Linked DNA regions of Homo sapiens: region 1 is linked to region 2. Evidence: read pairs that join two places in POLR2A ChIA-PET (ENCODE). Cell type or tissue: PC-9. All regions are shown on one strand. Links, peaks and the distances in the headings refer to the core of each region. The heading gives the core; the rest is flanking DNA.

What was found. Peaks named below come from ENCODE experiments on the same cell type or tissue, not always from the same donor. Only the 100,000 strongest peaks of a DNase experiment are listed, where the experiment ranks them.
Region 1: POLR2A ChIA-PET joins it to region 2 with 8 read pairs; 2 of 35 experiments call an interaction of 5 or more read pairs at or near these places.

What each region holds. Positions count from the first base shown.
Region 1 is chr1:11,773,132-11,779,873 of GRCh38, reverse strand. C1orf167 (chromosome 1 open reading frame 167) reads right to left here. Exons shown (of 21, transcript NM_001010881.2): 9 at 4,264-4,439; 10 at 3,236-3,410; 11 at 1,058-1,214; 12 at 794-948; 13 at 1-72. C1orf167-AS1 (C1orf167 antisense RNA 1) reads left to right here and starts at 255. Exons shown (of 3, transcript NR_126000.1): 1 at 255-751; 2 at 1,067-1,229; 3 at 1,590-2,797. In PC-9, for the core only: no CTCF peak of the experiment used is centred there; no DNase peak of the experiment used is centred there.
Region 2 is chr1:11,348,524-11,356,649 of GRCh38, reverse strand. No RefSeq gene overlaps it. Among named protein-coding and RNA genes, the nearest start is that of UBIAD1, 79 kb to the right of the region's middle. In PC-9, for the core only: no CTCF peak of the experiment used is centred there; DNase peaks (open chromatin) are centred at 3,639 and 4,129.

The sequences.
Region 1 (6,742 bases), core at 700-4,699, 420 kb before region 2:
CAGGCCCGGTGGGAAGCCAGCTCTCTCCAGGCCCATTGGGCTGTTGCCCAGCGGCTCCAGCTGAGGAAGATGCTGGGAAAGGGAGGGTCCACCCTGAGGATGGCCACTGTCCCCCAAATCCCAGGCCAGCCCTGCCCCACCCTCCTTTCTCTTCCTCTCCCCAGCAGCAGGAGGCTCTGGGTGACTCTTCTGTTTCCATTATGGGAGGGTGGGTTGCTGGGGACTGGAGGGGCCAAGCACCTCTCCCAGGGTCACGATGATGAGTGGTGGGGATAGGGTGGGATTCTAGACCCCCACTGCCAAGTCCTGTGCTCAACCACTAGCCATAAACATTGCTATGGACTGAGCACTCACAACGTGCCACACACGGCATTGGGGAATGTATGTGCCGTGCCTCGCCATTGCCCCACTGGAGCCAGTACTATTAACCCCATTTTACAGATAGGCAAATAGGGCACAGAGAAGTTATGCAACTTGCCCAAGATCACACAGCCAATGAGGGGCAAAGCTGGGATTAGAACCCAGGGAGACCAACTCTTATGCATTGTGCTATAAATGAATAAATGAAGGAACCTCAGCTGCAAAATCTCCAAGAGGAACAGTGACTCTGTAGAGTGCCTCACCACTCCCCGACACCCTCTCAGTAGGACGGGGCAGGAAGACAGGAGGAACTGAAGCCCCCTGAGGTGCAGACCCCAAGGGGCTGCTGCTGTGAAGGCCAAGGGTGGAAGGGAGAAGGGGCCGGGAAACAGTAAGTCCATAGAGTGGCGGGCGGATGGGGAGGGATCCCTACCGCCTCTGGCGGGTATGCTGGTACCACCTGGCTGTGCCCTGGAACTGCTGGGCCCGTGCCTGCCAGAGCAGAAGGCACTGCCCCTGCTGCCGCTGCCCAGCTGCCCACAGAAGGCTCCCCTGGAGAGTGTCCGGGAGGGTGGGGGCCCTGGGAACCTGGGGAAGGAGATGTGGAGTCCTTGGTCCCCTACCCTGTCCCCTTCCCACAATCTCCACCCATCCACCCCTACCTGCCCCAGCCCCTCCCCACCCTCCTACCTCTCACCTTCTCCAGAGAGTCTTGGAGTGTGCTGCTGCTCAGTGGCTCCAGAGCCGAGGGGGTCTTGGTGCAGCTTGATGTGGCATCTGGGCCCAGTGCCCTCAAGTGCCACCATCTCAGGCTGCGCTGCAGCATCCGCTGCTGCAGGCCCTGGAAGAAGGAGCTAGAGAAGGGGCAGGTGAGTGACCCACCCAGCCTCACCCTCAGGCTGTGCAGGGTGGCCAAGCAGGGGCTACCCTACCCTGGCCGCTGTGAAAGAGATGGGCTGAAAGGGTGCTCGCCACAGGCCAGACGCTGGGCTAGCGTTCCACGCTGCTGCCCCCCACAGCGGCTGCATGCTGGAATCACTGGGGGCTTCAAGAGGTACCGATGCCCACCAGGGTCCCACCCTAGATTCTGCTAGATTCTGACTTAATGGTCAGGGTACAGTCTGGGCTTCCAGACTTTTTCTGGGGTTCTCTGAGTGACCTCAGTGAGCAGCTGAGACTGGGCTGACTGGGCTGATGCTTTTTTTTTTTTTTTTTTTTTTTTGAGACAGGGTCTGGCTCTGTGACCCAGGCTGGAGTGCAGTGGGACAATCTTAGCTCACTGCAACCTCTGCCTCCTGGGTTCAAGTGATTCTCCCGCCTCAGCCTCCCGAGCAGCTGGGATTACAGGTGCGTGCCACCACGTCTGGCTAACCGAGCTAGTGCTCCACCTGCTTCACTGGCTGGCCTCATCATGCTCCCGGGGTGGCTGGGAGCCCAAGCAGCTGATCAGAGGTGGAGCTGGTCCCCAGGCTCAGGGATCCCAGACTCCAGAGGCCACCCCTACAACCACACCAGTACTTCTGCCTGCACTCACTTATAAAGATAAGAAAGCTGAGCCCAGGGGAAGATCATTTCCCCAAACTCCAAATAGCAGCAGACCTGGGACTCATCTAGGCCCAGGAGGGTGCCCCGGGAGAGCTGCCAGGAGATATGAACTGTGCCCTGAAGTCCAAAGGCCAGAGGATGGGCTGGAGAGGGAGGGCCTGGGGGTTGTGGGGCAGGCATGTGAGCAGTGCCCCCACATTCTGAAAGGTCACGGTGAATTGAATTCCCCTGAAGTTGCAGGGGTACACTGAAAGAGGCTGAGGGTCCATGTGGACCATGTGGGTGTGTGGCTTTCAAGGACAGAATTCCTTTTTTTTTTTTTTGAGATGGATTCTCGCTCTGTTGTCCAGGGTGCAGTGGCATGATCTTGGCTCACTGCAACCTCTGCCTCCTAGGTTCAAGCCATTCTTCTGCCTCAGCCTCTCAAGTAGCTGGGATTACAGGCGAGCACCACCACGCCTGGCTAACTTTTGTATTTTTAATAGAGATGGGGTTTCGCCATGTTGACCAGGCTGGTCTCAAACTCCTGACCTCAGGTGATCCACTGGCCTCGGCCTCTTAAAGTGCTGGGATTACAGGTGTGAGCCACCACGCCCAGCCAAGGACAGAATTCTTAACCCTGCAACTGCTCGCTTCCATTCCTCCTGACATCCCCTCCGGGAAGCTGGCTTCTCCTGATCGCCACCCTCCCCTCACCTACAGCCTTCTTCTGGGCTCCGAATTCCATCAGTGACCATCTTGTGTGGGGGCAGCACCCAGGTCTCAACACAGGACCTTCTTGCTCCTGACTCCCACTGGGATTTACAGCAAGCTGCTCCAGCCCTCTGAGCCTCAGTTTCTCTAGTTGTGTAATGAGGCCAATGGGAGAGGAGATAAAAGCTTGATCCCTGGCTCCTGCCCTTGTTCCTTTACAGTATTTATTCTGTGCCTGCAACATGCCAGGCACCTGCAGGGAGCTGGGAGCCAGCGGTGACGGCGAGACAGACATGGTTCCTGCCACCAGGGACTTACACTTGGCAGGGAGACGGGCATTCACTAGGGTTCCGGCCACCCCTGTAGAGCTCCATGTCTGTGTCTCTGGCAGCCCCCTGGCCCCCAGTGGCCCTCTGCTCAATCACTGTTCCAGTGTCCCTAGGCCACCTCCCAGGGCCTGACATTGGCTGGGCACCGCAGTGTGCCAGGCCCTGTGCAGGGCCACGGGGAGGAGTGGGATGCAGTTACTGCCCTATGGGATATTCCTCCCGCATTCCTCCTGGTGCTGAGCACTGCTCACGTGCCCACCCCACAGCCCCCAGGCCCAACCCCAGGTCACAAGCTCGAGGACACCTACTTGGCCCACTGGCGCTGGAAAAGCCGCATCTTCCACAGCAGCAGCGCCCAGCAGAGGGCCAGTGTCCAGCAGGCATCCTGCAGGGAGCCCCGGCCTTGCTCCTGCTGCCCCTGGGCCTGGCCCACTGCACCCAGGCCACAGGCTCCAGGGCCTGCGGTGTAGACAGCCTCACGTCCTGAGAAACCGTCAAGAGTCCAGTCAGCTGCCTCCCCACTGACCTCACTCTGCCCACAGCCATTGATAGCTGCTGCCTCAGGCCCCTCTTGGGAGCTCTCCCCTCTTGTCCCGTCCCACCGCTTCCAAGCCCTCCCCTCCAGGTCACCTCAAAGATCCCATCTTCCCCAGTTAAGTGTTTTTTTGTTTTTTGTTTTTTGTTTCTTTGAGACAGAATTTTGCCCTTGTCGCCCAGGCTGGAATGCAATGGCACGATCTCAGCTCACTGCAACCTCAGCCTCCTGGGTTCAAGCGATCCTTGTGCCTCAGCCTCCCGAGTAGCTGGAATTACAGGCATGCGCCACCACACCCGGCTAAGTTTTGTATTTTTAGTAGACACAGGGTTTCACCACGTTGGCCAGGCTGGTCTGGAACTCCTGACCTCAGGTGATCCACTCTCCTCGGCCTCCCAAAGTGTGGGATTACAGGCGTGAGCCACTACACCGGGCCCCCAGTTAAGTTTTGGGGTGGGGATTAGGGCTGTGTGTCCCCCATCACACCAGGAGCTTCCCAAGAGCAGGGCCCACATCCCTTCTGGGCAGGATCTAGGATACCAGCACTGAGAAAGCCTGCAGTGGGAGGAGCAGAACCAAGTCTGTCACCCACAGCAGCTCATAATGGGACATAGGGATGTGGCTCAGCTGGGGCCTGCCCACTCTGGGACCCCTCCTGCACCCTCCCAGGCCTACAGGCTGCCCTCCTAGAAAGCCCCAGTTCTATCACCTCCCACAAGAATTCACATATTCAACTGGGGACCACTGAAGAAGGGGCTTAAGTGACACGGTTTGCTGGGGCGGAAGCCAACACTAGCTCACCTGCTTTCTGCCGGCAGAGGGACAGCTGGGTCACCTTTGCCCCATCTGATTCCCGGAGCTGCTTCATCCGCACCCACTGTTCCAGGCATTTCCTCAGGGTCCCCGTCCGGCGGTCAGCCAGGTGGTCTCGGTACCGGGACCCTCTTTGCACGAACTGCTGCCACGCCCCGAAGCACCTGGGAGAACAGAGGGAAAGTACCCATGTCAATTGCAAGATCTGATGACTGCGGCTCCAGCTGCCTGCCATTGCCAGACACACTACCCAGGCCTTGGGCAAGCCACTTCATCTCTCTGAGCCTCCGTGTTTTGTTGTTGTTGTTTGTAGACGGAGTTTCACTCTTTTGCCCAGGCTGGAGTGCAATGGTGCGATCTCTGGTCACTGCAACCTCCACCTCCTAGGTTCAAGAGATTCTCCTGCATCAGCCTCCCAAGTAGCTGGGACTACAAGCATGCACCACCATGCCCGGCTAATTTTTTTTTGTATTTTTAGTAGAGATGGGGTTTCTCCATGTTGGCCAGGCTGGTCTTGAACTCCTGACCTCAAGTGATCCGGCCGTCTTGGCCTCCCAAAGTGCTGGAATTACAGGCTTGAGCCACCGCGTCTGGCCAAGCCTCCGTTTTCTCATCTGTAAAATGGGGCTGCTTTGAAGATGCATTGCATGTCACCTGCTCAGGCCATGACACTATCACCTCTGGCAGCGTGGTGGCCTCAGCAGCCTCTGACCTGGCCTCCCTGCATCCACTTTCGGCCTCCTCCAGTCATTTCCTATTCAGTAACCCAGTGGTGTTTTTCCAATCTCAAATCAAATCATCAGAGTCACCTGCTAATCCTCCAGCGGTAGCCTCCTTGCTCTACCATCAAATTTCAGCCCCTCCCCACAGCCAACCAGGTGCTGATCTGGTCCCCACAGATTTTTCCAATCTCATCTTCAACTACCCTCAGCCCCCCTACCCTGTACTAACAAGGGTCCAATTCGGCTCTGCTACGCCTCAGGATCTTACACTCCCGGCCAGAGGCCTCTGAACACTCTACCCTTTTCTGATCTTCCTCCACCAGGCAACTCTTCATCCTTCACATCACCACTGAACCTTGGTCTAGGTCAGCTTCCTGCACTAAAAATTCTCACAGAAAACTACACCAGGGGGATGTAGTCAGCAAAATGCAGACAGTGGGAAACTAGCAGGCAAGCAAGTTGATTTCTTCAACAAATAACGTGCAATCAAAAAAATGAAGGGGAGCCTATAGTTTACAAAGATTTTAACAGGCCGGGCGTGGTGGCTCACACCTGTAATCCCAGCACTCAGGGAAGCCGAGGTGGGAGGATTGCTTGAGCCCAGGCTGGAGTGCAGTGGTGCGATCATGGCTCACCAGTGGGACTCTGTCTCTACCAAAATTTTTTAAAATTCGCCAGGCATGGTAGCTCACACCTGTAATCTCAGCACTTTGGGAGGTCAAGGTGGGCGAATTGCTTGAGTCCAGGAGTTCGAGGCCAGCCTGAGCAACGTGGCAAAAAATTAAATCTCTACAAAAAATTTAAAAATTAGCCAGGTGTGGTGGTATGCACCTATAGTCCCAGCTACTTGGAGGCAGAGGTGAGAGGATCCCTTGAGCCTAGGAATTTGAGGCTACAGTGAGACATGATTGCACCACTGCACTCCAGCCTGGGTGACACAGTAAGACCCTGTCTCTATTTTTTTTTAATTAAAAATAAAAAGACTTGAATGACTTATCAACCAACTGCCATACATGGACCTCATTGCAAACTCTAATACAATATATACTTGCAAATGTGAATACTGGCCAGATATTCGTGAGTATTAAGGAACAGTTGTTTCATTATTTTTTAGTTGTGAGAGTGGTATTGTGGTTATGTTTTTATTATTTATTTATTTACTTATTTCTGAGATGGAGTCTCACTCTGTCGCCTAGGCTGGAGTGCAGTGGCACGATCTCGGCTCACTGCAACCTCTGCCTCCCGGGTTCAAGCAATTCTCATGCCTCAGCTTCCCGAGTAGCTGGGATTACAGGTGTTCACCATCATACTCGACAAATTTTTGTATTTTTAGTAGAGATGGGGTTTCACCATGTTGTCCAGGCTGGTCTCAAACTCCTGACCTCAAGTGATCCACCTGCCTCGGCCTCCCAAAGTGCTGGGATTACAGGCATGAGCCACCGCGCCCGGCCAGTGGTTATGTTTCTAAAGAGTCCTTATCTTTTAGAGAGGCATATAAAAATATTTATGGATGAAATGGTATAATGCATGGGATTTGCCTCAAAATAATTTGGAGCGGGGGATGTATTTGGAGTACACATGAAACAAGCTTCAAGAGAGGCTGATTTTGTTGAAGCTGGGTAATTGGTGCGCTGGGGTTTATTATCCTATCTGCTCTACTTTTGAGTAAGAAAAATGCCCCACAGGCCGGGTGCGGTGGCTCATGCCTGTAATCCCAGCACTTTGGGAGGCCGAGGTGGGTGGAT
Region 2 (8,126 bases), core at 2,122-6,121:
ATCACTTGAACCTGGGAGGCGGAGGTTGCGGTGAGCCGAGATCACGCCACTGCACTCCAGCCTGGTGAGCAACAAAGCGAGACTCCATCTCCAAAAAAAAAAAAGAAAAGAAAAAAAAAGAAAGAAAGAAAGAAATGAATGAGAAGGCTACAGAGGGGGGTTGGCAGGGAACACCGGCAGGGGTTTCCTGGCTGCTGGCGGCACACATCAGAAATCAAAGGCAAGGGTACCAGGGACCACAAGGGCAGGAGTGAGGGGGAGGGGCCTCAGAGGCCACCACAGTTGACTGAGGGGCCAGCCCCAACCCAGAGAATGGCTTCCCTCTCCAGAAAGAAACAGCCAAGACCTGGGAACAAATGGCCTTGCTAATTGGCCATTTTGTTTTTTATGTATTTTCATTAGCAAGATAAAACAACAACTAGTCATGTAACCGTCTCCTCGTTTGGGAAGTAAATGCTCGTTAACCACCTGAGTGTTCTCCGTTGCTGAATGAGCCACAGCTCCTCTGCAGGGGAACAGCCAGGCAGGGAGGGAGAAGGTCCCCGCTCCAGAACTCGTTGCCCAGGCCCGCTCCACTGAGCCCAGGACTTCCAGCAGGGGGTGGCTGAGAGGAGTTGCACTCAACACCCCAAACATCCCAAGAAGTGTCACTTCTTAAAGAGCCAGGATGCTCTTCCTCCGCCAGAGAGAGGGTCTTGGTCATTTGTCTCCTCGCCAGCAGACACCCTCGTTCCCAGGTCTCCTCCCGACCATCATCCTGTGACAGCTGCTCTGGAAAGGGGGCAGCGGGAGGGAAGCTGGGTCTCCATGGTGACCCCATCCTCTCACCCTCCCATCGCAAAGAGGGGGAGGGGCCGAGGAGGTTTGGTTGGCGGGGAAGTGGGGCAAGGGAGCCCGGTTACCCAGGCAACTCCCTTGAGGCCCTAGCCGAGGGCTCCACTCCCACAGATGGGGGCTGGGGTTGTCATGGAGACTCCCTGGCAGCACTGCCAAGGAGTAGGCCAGGTTCCCCTCCCAGCCCGGGGGGCACGGGGCCCAGAAGGAATCAGGTGGATGAAAGAGGGGGCAGAGTGGCAGGAAGAAAGTTCTAGAAGATAGTGTGCTCTCCCCTTTGATCTCCCACACCTCCACATCATCCCACTCTTGCTCTCGACCTGCCTCGAGAAATCTGCCGGCGCCTGGCTCTCACCCTGTGGCATGCAGTCCTGTCTCTCCACCTCTTGGCCCTTCTTTCCTAGTGATGCTGATCATTTTGGGCAGACAGCCTATCCCAGGGTCACCATGACGACCAAACAAGCCTTTGGTCTCCATGGTGATGAGCCCTCCACATTATTTTTATTTATTAATTGGGAATTTCAAAGGATTTTCCACTCCATTTCCCAGACCTGGCATCTGGGAGACTGGGGTAGGACCATCATTCTCCCCTTAGCCCAGAGAAGGGGACTAAGGTTGAGAATGTTGGATGACAGCTAAAATGTGCCTGAAAGACAGCCAATAAATACCTCCTTGAAGCTACAGAGAAAGAGGCCTTTCTCAGCTTTTCCCCAGCCTGCCAGATGCCTGGGGAGGCTCTTCGGAGCCACTTAGCAGTCACCGTCCTCAGGGAGGTTCTAAGTACAGCTTCAGGGGATGGATGGATGGATTCAGGCATATCCTGCTTCACTCTGAAGAATAACTGATGGAACTTACAGAAATAGGCAGAGCCCAACAGAATAAAAACAGATGGATGAGGAACTTGGAGCAAAGGAAAAATAAGATAATGTCAGGCTAAAGGGACAATACAAACTTACACACTATAAGGTACTAACAGTAAATGAGAGGTGCCACAAATTAACTCTGAGCTTCCTGATGGCCATAGCAAAGAAGGAAACAAGATTTATAGAGACCAAAAGAGCAAACAAACAGAAAAGATGTTTCAGGAGACATGAGGGATAAATAATGTGAGGTTACATTCCCAGGACACCTGAAGTCCTCCCCACTGTTATCTGACCCCATACCTTCCATTTGTTTTGCTTATTGACTCTGCCTTGTTAGTTTTCTGTTTCCCCAATAAAGCCTATTCCTTACCCCATGCCATATGACACTGTGTAATTTATTGCAAACCTAGTACATGATGGAAGCCCAATGGGACCCACCTGCCAAACTAAACAGAGACCTGGAAGGAACCCATCTTTCATGGCAACTTATCACTATCTAAAATCATATCCACTGTGTCAAGCTGGGCGTGGTGGCTCAAGCCTGTAATCCCAGCACTTTGGGAGGCCGAGGCAGGCGGATCACCTGAGGTAAGGAGTTTGAGACCAGCCTGGCCAACATGGTGAAGCCCTATCTCTACTAAAAATACAAAAATTAGCTGTGCGTGGTGGCAGACGTCTGTAATCCCAGCTACTCAGGAGGCTGAGGCAGCAGATTCACTTGAACCCGGGAGGTGGAGACTGCCTCATTTGCACTCCAGCCTAGGTGACACAGCAAGACTCCATCTCAAAAGTAAAATAAAATAAAATAAATAAATGAAATCATATCCACTGGGATATTTTTGGTTGCAAATAACAGCAGACCAGACTCAAAATGGCTTTGCCAAATAGGGGATTTCTCATTTCACAGAACAAGGCATTCTGAGGTGTGGGGCTCCAGGCTGGCAATCTGAGCCTCCCGGGCATCGTGTGGAGCACAGGTGCCTTCACCACACCATCCTTGGTGTGTCAGCTTCCTCAGTGCACTGGCCAAGGTTCCTGCCATTGCATGTGGCTGTGTGTCCAGTGGGGGAAGTGGATTCATCCTCTGCCTATTGTTTTAAGAAAACCATTCCCAAGCCAGTGTGGTGGCTCACACCTGTAATCCCAGCATTTTGGGAGTCTGAGGTGAGCAGATCGCTTGAGGTAGGGAGTTCAAGACCAGCCCAGCCAACATGGTGAAACCCTGTCTCTACTAAAAATACAAAACATTAGCCGGGCATGGTAGCACGTGCCTGTAACTCCAGCTACTCAGGAGCCTGAGGCATGAAAATTGCTTGAACCCGGGAGGCAGAGGTTGCAGTGAGCTGAGATCGTGTTACCGCTCTCTGGGCGACAGAACCAGACTCTGCCTTAAGGAAAAAAGAAAAGAAAAAGAAAACGATTCCCAGAAGCCGCCCCACAGATATCCCATCCTGTGTCCTTGGCCACATCTGAGTCACCTGTTCCCAGCTAATGCAATTCAGGGCAAATCGAGTGGGACCAGTCAGACCAACAGTACTCGTGCTGAGTCCTGTGGAGAGGAGAAAGAGCTGAGAACAAAACAGAGGCTCTGCCCACTGAGGAAGGAAGGGGTGGGTTTCAGATAAGTGTTGTAAGTGAGGCTCCCCAGAAGCAAACCCTGCTATGAGGATCTGTGTGCTGATGATTCAAGAAGGTGCTCCCAGAGGAGACTGATACGGGGGCAGGACAGAGAAGGGAGGAAGCTAACCAGGGGGGCAATTTCGAGCAAAGCCTCAGCCTTAGCCTGGCCCTATGGGAGGCCCTGAAGTAGAAATGACATCTTAAGGGATGTCCCAATTCAAGGCGAGGGAGCAGGACTTCCATTCTCCAACACTCATCAGTCCTGAGCTAAGGGCTGCCTCTGGGGAAACATGAACTCTCAGCACACTTCCTGTTCTCTGTATGCATTGGGCACACCAGCTCTCATAGCCCGGGGCAGTCCTCTAAAGAGAGTCACAGGTGCAGGCTGGCTCTCAGAAACAAATCACACAAGGCCGAGCGCGGTGGCTGACGCCTGTAATCCCAGAACTTTGGGAGGCCGAGGCAGGTGGGTCACCTGAGATCAGGAGTTTGGGACCAGCCTGGCCAACATGGTGAAACCCCGTCTCTACCAAAAATACAAAAATTAGCTGGGTGTGGTGGTGCACGCCTATAATCCCGGCTACTCAGGAGGCTGAGGCAGGAGAATCACTTGAACCCGGAAGGCAGAGGTTGCAGTGGGCCCAGATCGCGCCATTGCACTCCAGCCTGAGCAACAGAGCGAGACTCCATCTCAAAAAAGAAAAAAGCACACAGAAACTGAGGGACAAACTCACAGAAATGAGCAAAGGGATCCCGGGGCATTTGGTCAACCAACAGTGTCAACCACAAAAATGACCTGTTCTCCCACTGCCATGCAAGCACCGTGAGAATAGAAGCTGGTCTGTCCTGTTCATCTGCTGTGTCCTCAACCCCAGCGCAATGCCTGCGAGTGCCAGCACTCAATCAATATGTGTTGGATGAATGAATGAATGCCATGGGGGCTGCGGCTCAGGGGGAGCTGGGGGTGGGACTTGGGACCTCACCCACAGATGAGGCCTCTAGGTGAGCTCCACACTCACCATGCTCAGGCCACCCTCCAGCCCAAAGCCCCTCCTACCAGAAGGGGGCACTGCCCCCAGTCCACACTTGAGTTCTCCAGGGAAATTGCTATTTTCATAAAGCTGGAGCTGCCCCTTGGGGAGCCCCCAGCCAGCCAGGCCTACCAGGCTGAACCCTGATTCAGAAGCATAGTTGGCGGGGGCCAACCTCAGGAACTGAATGTCCCTGCGAGAAGCAACTTAGCGTTGTTATTCTAAAAACAAGTGTAAATGAATTCATAGCAAACCATGCCAATGACTCACCTTCCAAAGGCTTCGACAGACATTTCACGCATTTCTCACAACCACCCAATGAGTGGGTGCTACGGTCTCACCTTCATCACCCCCACGTGAAGGAGGAAGAAACTGAGGCTCGAAGACATGAGTTCACTTGCCCATGACCAAAAAGTTCCAAGATCAGGTCCCTTGAGGCCAGATCCCACATCGCCCTTCCTCCTGGGAGTTCCAGGAAGGCCTCTTTCCTGGAGCGGAGCCCCCTGGATCATCCTTTTCTGTGCATCTGTCTTTTCCATCTGCCCCTTGCACTAGACCATCAAGAAAAAAGACTAGGTCCCTTTCATTGTTACTTTCCAAGGCCTGACACATCCCCTGTGAAATAAGCATCGGGGCGTTCACAGATGTTCCTTTTTCTCCTCCTCCAGGGCATAAGGTCAGGTGGCACTTTCCTGCCCATTTGAAGTTAGGTGTGGCCATGAGACTTGCTTTCGCTCATGAAATGGAAACAGAAGCAACATGTGTCCTTTCTGAGTGTATGTTTTAAGAGGATATGCTTGTGGCAGCAACCATCAAGATAGTGGCTGCTCCACCAGCCGCTTCCCAGAGTGAGAACGACATAGACCTGTGTGATGAGTTGCCTGAGAAATATACCTTGTGCTCTTACACCTCTGAAATTAGGGGGACGCTTGTTACTGCAGCGTAAGGTGCCATATCCTGACTGATATGCACATATTAGTAGATAACAAATGTTTATAGAGGCCAGGCATGGTGGCCCACGCCTGTAATCCCAGCACTTTGGGAGGCCAAGGCGGGCAGACCACATGAGGCCTGGAGTTCAAGACGAGACTGGCCAATATGATGAAATCTCATCTTTACTAAAAATACACAAAATTAGTGGAGCATGGTGGTGCCTGTAATCCCAGCTACTGGGGAGCCTGTAATCCCAACTACTTGGGAGGCTGAGGCACAAGAATCACTTGAACCCAGGAGGCGGAGGTTGCAATGAGCTGAGATCGCCCCACTGCACTCCAAACTGGGTGACAGCGTGAGATTCTGTCTTAGGGGAAAGAAATGTTTATAGAAAGAAAGAAAGAAAGGAGAGGGAGGGAGGAAGGGAGGGGTTACCTGATGTGAACAAGGATCTGTGGTTTCCTCTGAGTATGCCAGTGGGAGGGATAGATACTCCAGGACCCCAGCAGTATTTTCCAGAAGCACGTTAGGTAAGTGAGTTCCTGCAGCTCAGACTCCTACCCCTACCCTCTTGCCCATGCTATCGGATTCTGAGGTCCAGAAGTTACCGAGGGGAACTTGGATCTCCCAGGCCCAGGATTACCTCCCCACCTACCAACAGGGCAGCCCGAAGCCAGGGAGTCGAGAGGCTATTTCCCCCTCCAATTGAAGACTTTTTTCAGCCAAATGAATAATTCATTGTAAATGACTTTGAGATGAGTCGAGTCTCCATGTTGCCACCCGATTATATGTGCCATAAAAAGCAATGACAGTAATTTATCTCCTCTCTCGCGCGGGGTGGGCCGAGGCGATGGGAAGGAAGTGCTCGGTGCCTGGCATGGGGTTATGAATCATTCCTCTTAGCAGTTAAGCGGCAAGCTGCTGACGCTTTTACTGATTTGCAATTAAATAATTCCAGCCTTGGTCTGGAAGCAGAGAGGGGGTCCGGCTTTCCTTCCGGAGGGAGAGCCGAGGGGAGTGAGAGAAGCAGGATGAGGGGCTATCAGTGAGGCAGGAGGAGGGCTGGGATGCAGGGAGGAAGTGGTGTGCGGTTTGGCCTCATTAGTTCGCCCTGAAGTTGTCCTTTCTCCCAGGGACCGATCCTGTGCCCTGAGCTGCAAGTGACAATGTCACATCTGGGCAATGTCAGCTGCATGGGCTGCTGAGGGAGACTTGCAGCAGGGACCAGCTGCCCTGAAGATGCTCCCAGCCCTTCCAACTCACGGGCAGGAACTGAGGCAGGAGCTCCTTCCCTGCCTTCAGATGAACCCAGGTGTCTGCACTGGAGGAATCCCAGGACCACAGCCACAGTTGCTTTCCTCTATCATAAATATCTACAGAAGTAAAATCAGCTCCCAGTTTGCAGATGGACAAACTGAGGCCCATCATGAGGCAAGAAATCAAGGGTACAAAGAGAAAGAGTTCAACACAAATCCTCCAAAACCCCAGACCAGAACTTTCTCCCCAAACACATACTGCCTTTTTTTTCTGTTTTTTTTTTTTTTTCCTTCTTTTTATTTTGGAGACAGTCTTGTTCTGCTGCCCAAGCTGGAGTGCAGTGGCACAATCTCAGCTCGCTGCAACCTCCACCTACCGGGTTCAAGCAATTCTCCTGCCTCAGCCTCCCAAGTAGCTGGGATTACAGGCGTGAGCCACCTTGCCTAGCTAATTTTGTATTTTTAGTAGAGATGGGGTTTCACCATATTGCCCAGGCTGGTCTCAAACTCCTGGCCTCAGGTGATCCACCCGCCTCAGCCTCTCAAATTGCTGGGATTACAGACGTGAGCCACCGCATCCAGCCACATATTGCCTTTTCTATTATAGACAAAGATGGAAGTAACCTCAGAGAACTCAAGCTGTCCATACAAGGCACTATCTTTGACTACATATATATCTTTGTTTTACACTTTAGGGGTGCGGTGAGGATAAAGTCTAAACTTTATTTACTCCCCAAGCTCTGCATTCATGCCTTACCCTGGTCAGTGACGGCACAAACTTTTATACATTTCCAGGGCTTACCCTCGACCCACTCTTGTTTGAGTCAGATCCTCCAGTCTGAGTGTTTTAAAAGCACCCCAGCAGCAGCTTTATTTGTAACAGTCAAAACTGAAAATGACCCAGTTATCCTTCAATGAGTTAAACTGTGTTGCACCCATACCGTAGAATACTACCCAACAATACAAAGGAACAAACTATTGATACACATTCCAATTAGGATGAATTTTAAGGGAACGATGCTGAGTGAGTGAAAAAAAAAAGCCAATCTTGAAAGGTTACATGCTGTATGACTCCGTTTATAGAACATTCTCAAAATGACAAAATTATAGAGAGAACAGATGAATGGTTGCCAAGGGTCAGGGATGGGGTTGGGGTAGAGAGGGGGAGGGGGAGTAGGTGGATATGGTTATAAAAGGGCAACATAAGAGGCCCTCATGCCAGTGGGTCTTCTCTGTATCTTGATACACAAACCTACACATGTAATCAAAATGCATAAACACACAAATTAGCATGATAGGAAACTGCTGATATCTGAATAAGATCAGTGGATTTTAGATACATAGATACATAGAGATAGATAGATAGCTAGACAGATACATACATACATACATACATACATACATACATAGAGAGTCTCACTCTGGCGTCCAAGCTGGAATGCAGTGATATGATCTCAGCTCACTGCAGAATTGACCTCCCAGGCTCAAGTGATCCTCCCACTTTAGCCTCCCTAGTAGCTGGGACTACAGCCACCACATCTGGCTAATTTTTATTATTTTTGTAGAGACGGGGCTTCACCATGTTGCCC